Linked DNA regions of Homo sapiens: region 2 is linked to region 1. Evidence: chromatin loops called from intact Hi-C (ENCODE). Cell type or tissue: PC-9. All regions are shown on one strand. Links, peaks and the distances in the headings refer to the core of each region. The heading gives the core; the rest is flanking DNA.

What was found. Hi-C counts contacts between places; a loop is a spot of excess contacts. Peaks named below come from ENCODE experiments on the same cell type or tissue, not always from the same donor. Only the 100,000 strongest peaks of a DNase experiment are listed, where the experiment ranks them.
Region 2: it touches region 1 in a loop (11-fold over the local background); 1 of 110 quality-filtered maps calls a loop at or near these places.

Annotation. Positions count from the first base shown.
Region 1 is chr14:70,662,040-70,670,381 of GRCh38, reverse strand. It overlaps TTC9 (tetratricopeptide repeat domain 9), which reads right to left. Exons shown (of 3, transcript NM_015351.2): 2 at 2,636-2,818. Among named protein-coding and RNA genes, the nearest start is that of TTC9, 24 kb to the right of the region's middle. RefSeq lists enhancers at 2,998-3,498, 3,499-3,999, 4,497-4,656. In PC-9, for the core only: no CTCF peak of the experiment used is centred there; DNase peaks (open chromatin) are centred at 3,871, 4,261, 4,781, 5,091 and 2 weaker places; H3K4me3 peaks cover 1,724 bases; H3K27ac peaks cover 4,164 bases.
Region 2 is chr14:70,751,484-70,759,825 of GRCh38, reverse strand. All of the region lies in intron 3 of MAP3K9 (mitogen-activated protein kinase kinase kinase 9), which reads left to right. Among named protein-coding and RNA genes, the nearest start is that of MAP3K9-DT, 53 kb to the left of the region's middle. In PC-9, for the core only: a CTCF peak has its summit at 4,376; DNase peaks (open chromatin) are centred at 3,925 and 4,615; H3K27ac peaks cover 2,779 bases.

The DNA.
Region 1 (8,342 bases), core at 1,800-6,799:
GCGCCCAGCCAACAAGCTCCATTTTTGAATGCCAACCTTGTGCCAGGTTTCTAACCTTCATGATCTCATTTAATCCTCAATACAATCCCGCAAGGTATGTATCCTTCTCCTCACTGTGACAAAATGGAATAGGGACCTAGCGAGATTGAGTCAGATGCCAAGGAGACACATAGTAAATGGTGTGTCTGGCTGCAAAGCCTGTCTCTCCTGAGGACTGTAATACCTGCCTCATGAAATTGCTCTGAAGCCCAAAATAGGTAAGTCTAAAAGTGCTTAAAACAATGATCAACAAATATTAGTCTAATGTAATTTTTTTAAGCTTGAAGAGTTTAAAATGACTTTGCTTTATTGTCTTATTTTTGTCGTTATAAGCAGGGTCAGATGACCACCTCACCAAAACTGGGGCATTTCTTCCCAGTTCCTGTTATTAGTGAGGATGGCATGGCAGGGAACAACTGCTAAGTTCCACACACACCATAACATAAGAGTGACAGGGCTGCCTGGAATAGTTACTTCTGGAAGTAGAAATGAATACTATATCATGCTAAAAAATGCCAGGCGTATCCTCCAGAACCGTGCTGGCAGATAGCAGTGCTCCAGAAAATTCTATTGAATGAGTCCAATGGTTAGTCTTCAAGCTGCTTACAGTTGGTGGAACACGATTTATGTACGGAAAATAAATCAACAACAAGGTGTTCTTTAAAAAGATAAAAAAAGTATACATTTGGACATTTGTGACTTGATTCTAAAGTTTTTTAAAGACTTTTGAAAGGAAGATTGAGTTTAAAAAAAAAAAAAAAAGGCTGGGTGTGGTGGCTCATGCCTGTAATCCCAGCACTTTAGGAGGCCGAGGCAGAAGGATTGCTTGAGCCCAGGAGTTCAAGACCAGCCCTGGCAACATAGCAAGACTTCATCTATACAAAAAATAAAAAACATTAGCCAGGCATGGTAGTGCATGCCTGTAGTCCAAGCTACTGGGGACGCTGAGGTGGGAGGATCATTTGAGCCCAAGAGGCGGAAGTCGTAGTGAGCTGAGATCACACCACTGCACTCCAGCCTGGGCGACAGAGCGAGACTCTGTCTGAAAAAAGAAAAATTATTAACCATATAAACAACAAAAATAGCAACATCAAGTCAAAGTTGTTTAAATGTTACTTCCTCAGAGAGGCTCTTTCTGATCACTTGGTCTAAAATAGCTCCCCCCTCTTTACTCTTTTTTATTTTTTTTGAGACAGTCTCGCTCTGTCACCCAGGCTGGAGTGCAGTGGCGCAATCTTGGCTCACTGCAACCTCCGCCTCCTGGGTTCAAGTGATTCTTCTGCCTCAGCCTCCTGAGTAGCTGGGACTACAAGTGCGTGCCACCATGCCCAGATAATTTTTTGTATTTTTAGTAGAGACGGGGTTTCACCATGTTAGCCAGGATGGTCTTGATCTCTTGACCTCCTGATCCACCCACCTCGGCCTCCCAAAGTGCTGGGATTACAGGCATGAGCCACCGCGCCCAGCCTTACTCCTTTTTTTTTTTTTTTTTTAGACAAGGTCTTGTTCTGTCGCTCAGGCTGGAGTGCAGTGGTGCCATCTTGGCTCACTGTAGCCTCCGCCTTCCAGGTTCAGGTGATCCTTCTGCCTCAGCCTCCCAAGTAGTTGGGATTACAGGTGTCCACCACCACACCCAGCTAATTTTTGTATTTTTAGTAGAGATGGGGTTTCACCATGTTGCTCAGACTGGTCTTGAACTTCTGAGCTCAAGCGATCCACCTGCCTTGGGTTCCCAAAGTGCTGGAATTACAGGCATGAGCCACCACGCCCAGCGCCCCCATTTACTCTTGATCTCTTTATTCTGCTTTATTTTCTTCACAGCGTTTATTACTACTAAGTATTTCATTTGTTTACTATTTGTTTGCTTGTTTACTGGTTGACTTCTAGCCATCCCTTGGTAGAGAGCCCCTCCCTGGGTTCTGTCCCCTCTCCACACTTTTTTTTCCCACTTACAATAGACAGTGAGCCATTATAATATAAGCTCTTTGAAGGCAACAACTTTCTTTTGTTCACTACTATATACCTAGCAATATTGTACCCCCTCAATAAATATCTGTGGAATGAATGAATGAATGACTGGTGGATATGATCTAAGTGAATGCTATAGATAACACATGTCCTAAGGAATAGCATCTGACTGGAGAAGTCAGAGCATGCTTCCTGAAAGGTGCTGGGCTTAGCATCAAATTTGCCTGTTTGTATTCTGTGTCATCAACCAGATGTGAGCGCCTCATGGGTAGCGGCAGTGTCTTTTCATTGATTCCCTTGGTGCTTAGCACAAATCTTGGCACATAGTATGAATTCAATATATATATATTTGTTGAATAAGTGAAGAGAGCTGGATTCTGAGTTGAAAAAGATGAGGAATTCTATACTCTATTTGAAGAGAAGAGGGGCCTGTGCTCCCTGGAACTCAAACCCTAGGCAAATGCATGGGCTGTGTGCTCCTCTTAGGTCTTATCATATATATCTGATCCCTAATTTTGCCATCTCTGTCCCTGCCTGGCCCTCCTAGCCAAGAAAACTGCTGAAATGAGAAGGTCCCAGGAGCCACCAGAGCAGGGAGGAAGTAAGAAAACAGCTATTTCCGCCTTACCTGTTGGTTGTTGGGTCCTTGCTTCTTTCAGGTAGTAGAGTGCTTTGTCATAGTCCCCAAGGTGGTAGAAGGCCACACCAGACCGGTAAAGGGCCTTGAAGTTCTCCCCTTCCTTCTTCAAGACTTTGAGGCAATATTCCTTGACTCGTTCATAGTTTACCAGCTCAGCCTGGAGCAGGCAGGCTATGGAGGAAGGGAGGGAAAATGCCATCAGCACAACAGTGGCCAGCTCTGCATGTTTCCCTTGAGTTGCTTCTCTCCAGAGGTTTAGCAGGGTTGGGGTTTTCCACTGGGGTTTACATCTTGGGATTTGTCTTCCAATAATCCTAGCCTCCCTGACCAGTTTCATCACTAAAAAGCCATGTTAACAAGGCTTGAGCAAGTCACTTAACCTTGTATTATGGGTTGAATTATGCCCACCCTTCCACCACCAAAAGATATGTTGAAGTCCTAACCTGCAGTACACAAGAATGTGACCTTATTTGGAGACAGGATCTTTACAGAGGTGATCAAGTTGAGGTCATTACAGTAGGGCCTAATCCAGTGTGACTGGTATCCTTATAAAAAGGGGAAATATGTACACAAAGACAGACACACACAGAGGAAAGACGACATGATAAAACATGGGGAGAAGAGAGCCATCCATAAGCCAAGGAATGCCTGAGGCTACCAGAACCTCACAGAGAGGCATGGAACAGATTCTTCCTCACATCTTTCAGAATAACAACCCACCAGCACCTGGATCTTGGACTCCTAGCCCCTGGAACTGTGAGATCATACATTTCTATTATCTCAAGTCACCCAGTTTGTGGGACTTTGTTGTAGGCAGCCTTAGGAATAAGCTACCAGAGGCAATCATCATCTCTTCATCATCATCTTCATCATCATCATCACCATCATGGCCAATATTTGTTGAGTGCTTACCTTGTACAGATGCTGGTCTCATTGTTTTACATGTATTACTGATATAATCCTCAGAATACTCCAATGTGGGTACTATTACTGTTTCAATTTTATAGGTGAGGAAGCTGAGGCCCAGAGAGCTGAAGAAATTTCCCAAGTCCACACAACGTGAAAGAGACAAAGATGGGATTTAAGCTGAAGCTGTCTGGCTCCAGAATCCAAGTCCTTCCTAATCTAGTTGTTGGAGGGATTATATAAAATAATGGCCATAAAGTACTTAATGTGGGCTTGGCACATAGCAAGCATGAAAAAAATGTTAGTTAACATTCTTAGAATTCTTTTTAGTCTTGTACCAGTAACATCTGCCTCTGACTTCCCTCAAGTTCCCTTTCATGTATATTTGTCTCTGCAGTTCCTGAGAGAGGGGGCTTTCTGGTAGGCTAGTGACCAGCTCATACAAGCCACATGTCTGGACATGAGAGACCTAGGTGTCCCAGGCAAGAGGAAGCTATGGCAGGCAGGTCTCATGGTGGAGAGCTTCCCCATCCCACAAACAGCCATCTTTGAGTAAACCATGTCCCTTTGAGCTTTCCCTTACCAGCCCTGAGCCACAGGGAGCCACAGGGCTGGGACTAGAGTGATGACACGCCTGGAGGATGACTAAATGGCCTTGAAGAATGATTGAAATTTCGTGCCCTAGGCACCTCCCTCTAATCCCAACCCTGCTGAGCCACCTCGCCTCCATTTAACCACTCAAATATCTAGTAGGCATTGACCAACGGCAAAGTATGTTGCATACTTCGGAGGGAGTACAAAAAAAGAGACAGGAAAAAGGCACCTGTCTGCTTCTTCAAAGCAAATAAAAACAGAGACTTAGGAGGCAAAACTGGTGCTTCTGTTCACAACCCGGCTGGGTGGCTGGGGGAGAATGCTGATGCTCTGTTCCTTCTTTGTGCCCAGACTTTTCCACACTGACAGAAGACACCTCAGGATAGAGACAAGTCACTGATTTCAATCTTCAGGGGTCTAACGTCAGTCATTCTGACCCCTTAAATAACTTCCCAGGTATCAGAATTGCTGAGATTTTTTAAGAGACCAGATTTTTTTTGAGCATTTAGGACCAAAAAACTCCATTCTTTCACAGAATGAGGAGAAATACACAGACTGTCAAGATGAAGGTATGAGAACCAGGAAGTGAAAGAGAATCAGCCCAGATCTAGAAACTGACCTGTCAGGTTTCACTGGCTGCAGGGCAGAAAGCCAAGTCAACAGAAGCAACAGGCTGCTAACCCCCGAGGGCAGCTCTTGTTCACCCAGGACTACAATCTTCTGGTGCACCAGGGGGTCCTTCTGATAAGCTGATGCTACAAGCCCCCCTCCCCTCTCCTCCCTCTCTCTCCATGGTGGGATCTTAGGCCCTTCTGTCCCCTTCCTCACCTGCATGTTGTCGGAGCCTGTGCTGGTGCTTATACAGCTGTACAGAGAGAGAGAGGGGTTTCTGTAAAAAGGTTCCTGGATGTGAACCTCACTGACTGCTACCTGTGTGTGACTTGGCTCCAGCACCTGCTCCCAGAGCTAAAAGCTGTCCTGTCCACAGCTTCCACGCTCCCTGCCTGAAGTCCTCTCTGACCGGGCCTAGCAGCCCTCTTCCCGTCCAGCCCTCCCTCTTTGAACAGACACTTCTGTTTGCTGACCCTGGCAGTCTAGGAAAAGGACCATTTAACAAATAAAAATAAAAATAAAATAAAATAACAGTTTTTGAATGCATAAAATGGTGGTGACAGGGGCAGGGGAAGCAAAGAGGCCTGGAAATGGGGAAGCCTCCCCCTTCCCACAAAGGGTTAAAGGAACCACAGCAATCAATTTCTGGCACTTATTTGGTAAAAATATTTCTAGTTCCCCTGCAGATCCGGTGGGAACTGGCATACCTGGCTGTGGACCAGGGTTCAGACTTTGGGGGAGGCAAGGGAGGCAGGGCTAGGCTGGTTATAGGGTGTGGAGCCTCAGCTGACACCACAGACAGGGCCCAGAAAGATGGAGAAATAGCTGGGCCAAGAGGTAGAATCTGGATAAGAAGTTGGGGTGCTAGGCCAGGACTCTTTTTTTTTTTTTTTTTAAATGGAGTCACGCTCTATTGCCTAGGCTGGAGTGCAGTGGTGCGATCTCGGCTCACTGCAACCTCTGCCTCCTGGGTTCAAGCAATTCTCCCGTCTCAGCCTCCCAAGTAGCTGGGACTACTACAGATGCCCGCCACCATGCCTAGCTAATTTTTGTAGTTTTAATAGAGACGGGGTTTCACCATATTGGTCAGGCTGGTCTCGAACTCCTGACCTCTGGTGATCTGCCTGCCTCAGCCTCCCAAAGTGCTGGGATTACAGGAGTGAGCCACTACACCCGGCCCAGGCCAGGACTCTTAAGGGAATCCAGGGGTGGAGGGGGTGACAGCCAGGCTGGAGGCTGGCCTCAGCGCTACCTGCAGGTGATTTTTAGGCACCTCTCTGCTTTGGGTGGGTGGCTACTGGTACATCTAGTAAGCCCATGGGATAGGTAAGATGGGATGACAGCAGGCACGTGTGAGGGCTGAGGAAGTTAAGACGACGTGGACTGGCTGCCTCCTGATTGCTCCTTCCCCATCCCTGTAGCCATTAGCCAGGACCTGGGGTTGCAGTGGACCTCAGGATAAGTGGCATCGCCCCACAGTGTGTCCTCCTCATGGTTATTAATCCCTTCTCTGGTGTCAGAGGTGCTAAATACTTCACATACACTATGTCTTTTAATCCTCACATCAACTCCATGAAACAGGTTCTATTTTTATCCTTCTTTTATAGATGATGAAACTGAGTTCCAGAGAAATGAAGTAACTTGCTGAAGGTCACCCAGCTGGAAGGGGGTAGAATTAGGATATCAGCCCACTTCTGTCAGGCTTCCAAGACTGTGCACTTGACCTCTGGGGTGTCTGTGGGGATGCATTTGAAGCCATCGGAAACCCACACAGCCCCTGGGGAGAAAGAGAGGTCATCTGTGGAAACTCCCTTCTGCTGTGTTCCAAAGCTAACAAGCAAAAATTGATGCCTAACTGCTGGGCACTGGGCGGGGCAGTGGGATCAGCTGATGAGCTGACACCCGCCCCCCCACCCACCTGGGGCTAACAGATGGGCAGGGAGGGCAGAGGTCATGTTATCTCAAATATTCACATGTGGGCTAACTGCTATGAAGGACAAAGGTAGAGAAGGAGCATACCCAGGCAGGAGGGGCCTTACCTTGATCTAAAGTATAATGGGAGGCCTTCTTGGAAGAAGTAGCATTATAGCTGGGATCTAAAGATTGGGTATTTCTCAGCCTCAGCACTATTGACATTTTGGACTAGATGATTTTTTGTTACATGAGGATGTCTTGAGCCTTGCAGGATGCTTAGCAGCTCCCCTAGCCTCTTCTCACTACATGCCACTTGTGACAACCAAAAAATGTCTCTGGAAATGGCCAAGTATTCCCTGGGTGGTGGGGTGGTGGTAAAATCACCCATGTTTGGGAATCACTGATCTGGGTGAAACTGTGACTTTTCAAGGCAGAGCCAAGAAAGAGAGGGAGCGAGAGGGGAATGGCCTATTTCAGAAAGTTTGGGAAGCCATGCATGCCAGGTTGGAGCAGAGAACCAGAGGGAAGGGTAAAAAAGGTGAAGCTGGAAAAGAAAGAAACCATGACACAGAGACCCTTCTGGTCCACGTAGAAGATCTGGGACTTCATTGTGAGGCAAGAGTGGATTTGGATGATGAAGTGATGGTGACTCAGGTGACCAGAGTGGAGGCGGATAAGCAGGAAAAACAGATCAATGTAAGTGGCATCCAGGAGGCAGAGGTGACCAGCAGCAGGGAATTTCTGCAATATTTTCTCTCTGCTGTCCACATTTGCAAGGTAGAGCCGTTCATCTGGGAGATCTTTATTGTCATTTTGGATTTCCTGATTGTCGAGAAGTGTTTCTCCATGTTGTGGTGACCTGGTCTCTGTTTGAATTAAGGATTATCATGTCACAGTCTCTATACTCTGCCATTTGGCATGCATCGGTATTTTAAAGAGCACTGAACTAGGAATCATAAGAGCTGGATTCTAGTCCCATCTTTGCCACTAGCCAACATTATGAAAATTACTTTCCCTTTCTGGGCATCTGCAAAATGAGAGATCTAAATTTCACTAAATGATCTCTACCGTCCTTTCAGATCTAACAGCCTCTAAATACAAATGTTTGCCACTTAATAGAAGGACAAAATTGTTTCACTGGCTCCTCTTCAAAAGGATTTCCTTTCTCCCTATTAATCAAGGTCAGGTATCTTTTGTTGGGGAGGACAATCAGACTGGTAAAGCAGTGATCAAGAGGGCTTCTGTAAGACAACAATTAGATTCCTGCTGTGTGGATTTTTTTTTTTTTTTTTTTTGGCATAGAGATTGGATTATGTTCTGATGTGGGTCTTCCCAAGTCATGGCACTGGGGTGAGACCTTCCCTGAAGGGAGTAAACATCTCCACCATTAGTCATCATGAGCAGAGGAGGCTGTTGAGTTGGAAAGGTAGGTTTTGGACTGACTGGCAAGGGAGCCTGGCCTGGACTCTGTGGATATACTTGGATTCAAAGATGTAGTCACTTGGCAGCAGAAGAGGTACAGGGTGGAAGATGCATGGCAAAGGGCCTGAGCTCTCAGACAACCATATCTAGAGGCTCCATTGAAAGAAATATTATTAACTTTCTGGCCTTTGGGTCTTCTGAAAAGGCTGAATAAATGCAGTGGCCTGGAATCAGCCAAATTGTGGAG
Region 2 (8,342 bases), core at 2,089-7,088, 89 kb before region 1:
CTGTGATTGCACCACTGCACTTCAGCCTGGGTGACAGAGAGAGACCCTGTCTCAAGAAGTAAATAAGCATGTAAGTCAGTGGTTTTTAGTATATTTAAAAGGTGTGTATGGGTCACCATTGTTATTAGTTTCCTAGGGCTGCTGTAGCAAATTACTAAACCTAGTGGCTTAAAGCAACAGAAGTGCGTGCTTTTATAGTTCCTGAGGCCAGAAGCCTGAAAGTGATGTGGGCAGGGCCACACCCTCCAGAGACTCTAGTGAAGATAATGACTCAAATAAGGATTCTGGGTATTGGGACATAGATATAGCTTTTTAGGGCCACCATTCAGCCCATTACAACCACTATCTATTTCCAGAACTTTATTTTTATTTATTTATTTTTTTGAGATGGAGTCTTACTCTGTTGCCCAGGCTGGAGTGCAGTGGCATGATCTCAGCCCACTGCCACCTCTGCCTCCCGGGTTCAAGTGATTCTCCTGCCTCAGCCTCCCAAGTAGCTGGGATTATAGGCGTGCACCACACCTGGCTAATTTTTATATTTTTAGTAGAGACGGGATTTCACCATGTTGACCAGGCTGGTCTTGAACTGATCCAAAGCAATCTGCCCACCTCGGCCTCTTAAGGGGCTGGGATCATAGGCATGAACCACACCATGCCCGGCCAATTTCCAGAACATTTTTATCATCCAAAAAAGAAGCTCCATGTCTATTATCAGTCCTTCCCTAATCCTTCCCCCTTCTACTCCCTAGCAAACACTAATTTCCTTTCTGTCTTTATGAATTTGCCTGTTCTGGATGTTTCACATAAATGGAATCATACCATTTGTGGTCTTTTGTGACTAGGCTTCTTTCATTTAGCATAATGTTTTCAAGATTCATCCATGTTGTAATACAAAATTAGCTAGGCGTGGTGGCGCATGCCTGTAATCCCAGCTACTCGGGAGACTGAGGCAGGAGAATCGCTTGAACCCAGGAGGCAGAGGTTGCAGTGAGCCAGGATTGTGCCATTGCACTCCAGCCTGGGAAACGAGTGAAACTCCGTCTCAAAAAAAAAAAAAAGATTCATCCATGTTGTAACTTATCTCAGAATTTCATTCCTTTTTAAGGCTTAATAATATTCCATTGTATGGATAGACCACATTTGTTTATCCATTTATCAGTTGATGGGCATTTGGGTTGTTTTTGCTTTTTGGCTGTTATAAATAATGCTGCTATGGACACTTGTGTACAACACAAGCTTTTGTGTAAACATATTTTTTTCAGTTTTCTTGGGTCTATCCCTAGGAGTGGAATTGCTGAATCATGTAACAGTTCTATGTTTAACTTTTTGAGGAACCACCAAACTTTTTCATCATAGCTATACCATTTTATTATATTCCCGTTAGCAATGTATGAATGTTCCAATTTCACCACATCTTTTCAATACTTGTTATTGCCTTTTTTTAAAAAAAAAGTTATTATTATGTCTATCCTTGTGGATATGAAATAGTATTTTGTTGTGATTTTGATTTGCATTTCACTAAATGACTTATGATGTTGAGTATCTTTTCATGTAATTATTGGCCAATTATATCTCTGAACCTGAAGAAATATCTATTCAAATCCTTTGCCAATTTAAAAATTAGAGTATTTGTCTTTTTATTGTTGAGCTGAAAGAGTCCTTTCTATTCTCTCATCAGATATATGATTAGCAAATTTTTTTTTCCATTCTGTAGATTGTTTTTCCACTTTCTTAAGGCTGTTCTTTGAAACAGTGTTTTTAATTTTGATGATGTCTAGTTTATTTTATCATCTGTGGATTGTGCTTTTGGTGTCATATCTAAAAAACATTGCCTAGTCCAAAGTCATGAAGACTTACACTCCTATATTTTTTTCTAAGAGTTTTATAATCTTAGCTCTTACTTTTATGTCTCTGATCCATTTTGACTTAATTTTTGTATGTGGTATGAGGTAGGGGTCCAACTTTATTATTTTTCATGTGGCTATTCAGTTATCCTGGCCCCATTTATTGAAAAGACCATTTTTTCCCATCGAATTATTTGGTCACTTTTATCAAATGTCAATTTACCAGAAATATAAAGGTTTATTTCTAGATTCTCAGTTCTACTCCATTAATCTATATCTGTCCTTATGCCAATACCACCCTTTCTTAATTAGTATGACTTTGTGGTAAGTTTTGAAATTAGGAAATGTGATTCCAATTTTGTTCTTCTCTTTGAAGATTGTTTTGGCCATTCTGAGTCCTTTGCATTTAATGAATCTTAGGGTAATTTTGTTAATTTATACAAAATAGATAGCTGGGATTTTGATAGGAATTGCATCAAATCTGTAGCTTTGTAGATTATTTACACCCTTTTTTTTTTTTTTTTTCGGACAGGGTCTCAATTGCTTGAGCTGGAGTGCAGTGGTGTAATCATGGCTTACTACAGCCTTGACCTCCTGGGCTCAGGTGATCCTCTTTCCTCAGCCTCCTAAGTGGCTGGAGCTACAGGCATGCTCCACTTTTTCTATTTTTTTTGTAGAGACAGGGTTTCACCATGTTGCCCAGGCTAGTCTTGAACTCCTGAGCTCAAGCTGTTCACCTGCCTTGGTCTCCCAAAGTGCTAGGATTAGAGATGTGAGCCACTGCGCCTGGCCCTATTGACATCTTAATAAGTCTTCCAATTCATGATCATGGGATATCTTTCCATTTATTTAGACCTCCTTTAACTTCTTTCAGTGATGTTTTGTAGCATCTGTATATTGAACCTCATTTTACCATGCATTAATTACAGGGTAAAGTAGCTAATGAGAAGAAATGAGTTTAACTTTCCTTAAAATATCTGACCTGATCTCATTAAGTTGAGTTGTATACTGATATTCAACTATTTTTGATATATAAAATCAGCAATTTCATGTTTCAGTTTAACACTTTTATTGCTTGACCATATGCTAATGAGATTAATACATCAATTAAGCTAAGCTGCTATTACAAAGAGGCATACAGATATGGAGGCTTAGATAGGATAGAAGCATATTCTCTTTCAAAAACTAGCTAAATAGCCCAGGCTAGCAGGGCAACTGTGCCCCATGAGATCGTTTAGGAACCTAGGTTCTTTTAGATTCCCTCAGTGCATTGACCTTGACCGAATGGTTAAATTGGGTGACTGTTATGTGTGTATTACAATTTTCATAAAAGAGGAAGGAGAACTTACTCATGGCAAGCGCAGTTTATCTTTAATTTGGAAACTATCCAGAAGTTGTACACATCTCTGCACACCCAATTGCCTGCACTTGGTTATGTGGGCACACCTGGCTCCAAGGGAGGCAGAAAAATGTACGTTCTAGCTGGACAACTGTGTGCCCCACTATGGAAGACAGGAAGGGTGGATTTGAGGGGACAAGCAGCCACTTGTCACACTCAACTCTCTCTTGCCTTTTTTAATGGAAAACCATGATTTCTCAGTAACATGATTGTTTTCTACCTCCAGTATTCCCACTAGGTTTCTTCTCCCAGCCTAACCCTGAAATTGCTCAGGTTTTACTGTCACACACTCCAGAGGTTTCTGCTGGTGACGATTTGGACAGAGTTGTGTCATGTATCCAAGTACCTTCGTACCTTCCCAGTGGGAAGGGAAAGCACAAATGCCGCATGTAGAGTCTTCTCAGGATGACAGAAATTGTAGACAGGGAAAGACAAGGCCATTGCAGAGCTTTTTTCTCCACCGAAAGAACAAGGGCAGGACCTTTCAACTTTTACCCTAAGTATCCTTGTTGTAAGACTAACCTCTAGGTCTTGCCCTATAACCATGATCCTAAAAGCAGGCTTGAAGGAAGAGCCTCTGGTGAGAGGCATCTGATGAAATTATTCTACTCTCTAGAGGAAATCACTTGGAGGTAAACCTCAAATCAGAAGCACTTTGGATGATGTGTCTTGGATATTGTCACATGGTCTGCCAGCAGGTCTCTAGTTGCTCTAGTCTAGACTTGTTCCCAGGACTTAAGCCTCCTGACCCAGTTTGGTTGATGATTGTGGTTTGAAAACATAATTCACCCTGCTCCCTTTCAGCTGTCTTAGCTTCTATGCTGCAGGATTTCCTTCAAAGCACAATTTATAACCCATTAAATGGGCCTTTCATTCCTTCTTCCTCAGGCTTACCCATCTAAGTAGCTCCAAATGGTCTCTCACCTTTAGCAGAGGAAAATGTGTGCCCACTGCTGTACATACAGCAATGCTTGTACACTGGTAACAGTTGTTACCACCTACAAATGCTTAAGGGCTAGGGTCTGTGGTAAATGTTATACATCTTCTATAGTCTTCACAAGAATTCCCCAAAGTAGGGATCATCATTTCCATTTTACAGATGAGGTAACTGGGCTCAGACAATTGAAGTCACATGCCTAAGTTCACCCAGGTGGCAGACATAAAGCTATGATTAGAACTAGATATGTGTGTAGTGACAATCTGTGCTTGTAGTTATGCCACCATCTGTATGGTCCTGTTCCTGCACTTAAGGCAGCCTCTTCTGAATGATCAGCCCACCGTGCGTGCCTAGGGCCCAGCAGGGTGTCTCAGGGAGGGCCAGGGCATGCCTAGGAACTTGGTACAAAGCTGTTTCCCAAACTGACTTGTAACTCACTGACTCATTCAAGAAGTGTCTGTGGAATGCTTGCCCTATGCCAGGTACTGGCTGAGTCTGAGTGCCCCACACCTCAACCCTCCTGGAACTCATCCAGAGCTGGGGGCCTCTGCGCCTCTGCTATTCCAGGTGCCCAGGGCCATCTGGTTTGTCTTCCTGCTCTTTGAGTGTGCTTCTAAAGTTCTCCTGCAAATGTTGTGATGGAGGGTGAGATGATAAAGGGCTGGATCCTCAATTGTGTAAGTTTCCCAGTCTGCTTGGATTGGGGACTGCCTCAAGAAGGCTATTGCTGAAATTGTTCCCTTTCTTTGCGCTGTGTGGGTAGAGCAGTGGTTACTGTCAGAGGGCATCGTCCCACAAGGCCTTCTTGCCTGTTGGTTGTGGGATGAGGTGGAGGCATTGTCTTAATCATTTTAAGTTTAAAAAATTACAATAGTGGCTGGGCACGGTGGCTTACACCTGTAATCTCAGCACTTTGGGAGGCTGAGGCGGGCAGATCACAAGGTCAGGAGATCGAGACCATCCTGGCTAACATGGTGAAACCCCATCTCTACTAAAAATACAAAAAATTAGCCGGGCATGGTGCTGGGTGCCTGTAGTCCCAGCTACTCCTGAGGCTGAGGCGGGAGAATGGTGTGAACCCGGGAGGTGGAGCTTGCAGTGAGCTGAGATCGCACCACTGCACTCCAGCCTGGGCGACAGAGCAAGACTCTGTCTCAAAATTACAATAGCAAAACGTTTTCTGTAGAAAAAATTTGAAAATATGGGTAAACAAGAAAGAAAAGATAGGGAAAGAAAATCACCCTGAACCCACTTATAGAGATAATGCGTATTGATATTTGGGTGTGTTTACTCCTATTCATGTGCTCATCTGCCTATCCCTAGTGGGATCTTTCTGTTTTAAAAGTTGCTTTTTGAATGTAATATAGCATGAACACATAACCACATTAATAAATATGTTGTTATGTCAATAAGTTTATCAATGTATATATTACATATATGTTAATAAATACATCATCATTTTGAATGAGGGTTCAGTTAATAAGAAGAAGAATTATATGCTACTTTCAATTTACAAAGTGCTTTCACATATATTAGTTCAATTATCTTTGTCAAAGATTATTAAACAGTCAGTGTGGTTCCTGGAATGTGGAATCATAGATAATTACCAAGTGCAAGACATTCCCCAGCCCACCTCATTCAAGGGAGACTGGTCACCTCCTTTCAGAGCATGGACCCTGACCTGACAGTCTAGAGATGGTGCAGGTTACTACAAAATAGAGCTCTGGCCCAGCACAGGCATGGAGTTGCTGTGCCTTTTGTCAAGAAAGGTAGCTGTCCACTTTTCCTCACTTTGAAAAAAAAATCAAACACCCCTCCTCCACCTCTGATCCTAGGAAATGGTTGAAGGGATTACCAAGCCTCGGGAGGTGGTTAATTATTAACTCAAGAGTAAATTTTGTGAGGGTTGGGTTAGGCAGTGAGGACTTTTAGGAAATTACTGGCAGCACTGTGGGAGCTGGTGGGTCTGTGTTGCGGGGAGGTACTCAGAGGCAGTGACTTAGCTGAACGAGTTCTTCCAGGCTGCTTGCAAATGGTCATCAAAGGACTTGTTGACCTTTTAACCTTGGGAGGGCAACTAAGTTGACTAAACCTGAGGTAAATCACATCAACTTCTACTGCCCGCCTTTCCCTGAGCTCAGATCCACGTAAACTTGTATTTCTCTTGAATTTCTCCAGTCTTTTTTCCCACCAACAGAATACCAAGTCTTCATTTATATCACCCACCTTCCATTGTAAACATAAAGCGGGATGTTGGCAGAGGAAAACTAGTTTAGTCAGCCCCAGAAAGACTTCTTCTCTGAATGCCAGTGTCCCTCAGCAAAGCTCTCACCAACACTGTAGCTCTACATAAGCCTCCTCAGACACAATCTCATTTCAGGCCCTTTTGGAGAAACCACAGGTCTACTAGCCATAGATGGTAATTTCTGGATGAGGGTTAGTTGTTGGTGTTAGTGATTCCTTGTAACTCTTCTGTAAGGTCGGTATTGCTGTCTTTGCTGTAGGGATGAGGAAACTGAGGTTTGGAGAGGTGAACTTGCTTCCTAAAGGCACATAGCTGTTAAGTGATAAAACAGGCATTTGACCCAAGTCTGTCTAAATCTTTCTCTGGTAGCATTCTGCCTACTTGGGCAGTAGTTCTCACATTCCTTTTAGCTGTAGAACCCCTGAAGTGGGATAGAATGCAGACAAACAAAGAAACAAGCCAGGTAAGAGCAGAGCTGCCCTGACTGGAGCTAATGGGGCCAGTCCCAGTCCCATAACCCCCCACCCCTGCCTCACCCCCGACATGCTTCCAGGCGGTCTGAGACACCTTCACAGGACACTGAGAGCTTAGTGTGAAAACTGTCACAGAAGGGATGCAGGGACACAAACAGAACATATTTGGATCTTTGAAACACTCTATGATCTTTCCAGGTAGTTAGGGCCCAGATACCGTCTGTCTTTGTCTGGTTGGGAGAAAGGGGTTCTGTGGGACCTTTGGTTTTTATTCTCCAGGATGGAGGTGGGCATTTATTCCAAGAGCAAGCAATGGAGGATAACAGTGGCTTTGACCTAGGAATCTGGTTGGCAATGCTGAGAGTTCCTGGAGGTCACTTGGTAGAAGCTCCCCAGCATGACCACTACCTGGATAAGTCACATGAAAGGTTTGTCAGGAAGTGTAATAGTGCAATTCTTGATGATGTTTGGGTTTTCCTCTAGAGGACCCAGGGCAGCCTGCAGGACTGTCTGACCATGCGCTCACTCCCATACCCACAGACCCACTCACTCACATATCTATGAGTGCTTCCTGTGTACCAGAGCTTGGGCTAGGTCCTGAGAATGCAAAGATTAAAAACATTTCTCCCTGCTCTTTAGGAGCCTATAGGCTAGCAGACAAACAGCTACAATACATGGCAGCCCAAATGGGCTGAGTAACATCTGGGGATGTCAAGAAGGCATCGTAAAGTATCCAATGCTATTCCCATAAGCCTCCAAACTAAAATCCATCTCCTGTCTAGACGAGTCAAGACCAACTGGCTACCAGGCTTTTTGTTTTTTCCTGGCAAGATGCATAAAGAAAATGATAGTATTTGAAGGCCTCACTGGGGTAAAGCCGTCATCTGATGAATGAATAAATGGTGGGACATTTGAGTTGGATCTTGAAAGATGATTAGCATTTACCAAGCAAAGAAATGGTAGAAGGCATTCTAGGGGGAATAAATTGAGAACTGGTCTGGGCCCACCATGATGTACTCTGTGTATGCCCTTAGTAATATGCTCCTAAACATGTCTAAAACTTGCTTTCCTTGTGTGCAAAATGTTGATAATACCTATCAGAATTGTTGTAGAGATTCACAGTGATGTTTGTAAAGTGTCTTAGTGGTCTTCATATATAAGGTTTCATGATAAATAGCTACTGGGTTTATTATTATTATTGATTACTTTGAGACAGAGTCTTGCTCTGTCACCCAGGCTAGAGTGCAGTGGCGTGATCTTGGCTTACTGCAACCTTCGCCTCCTAGATTCAAGTGATCATCCTGCCTCAGCCTCCCAAGTAGCTGGGATTACAGGCATGCACCACCACACCTGGCTAATTTTTGTATTTTTAGTAGAGATGGAGTTCCACCATGTTGGCCAGGCTGGTCTTGAACTCCTGACCTCAAGTGATCTGCCTGCTTCC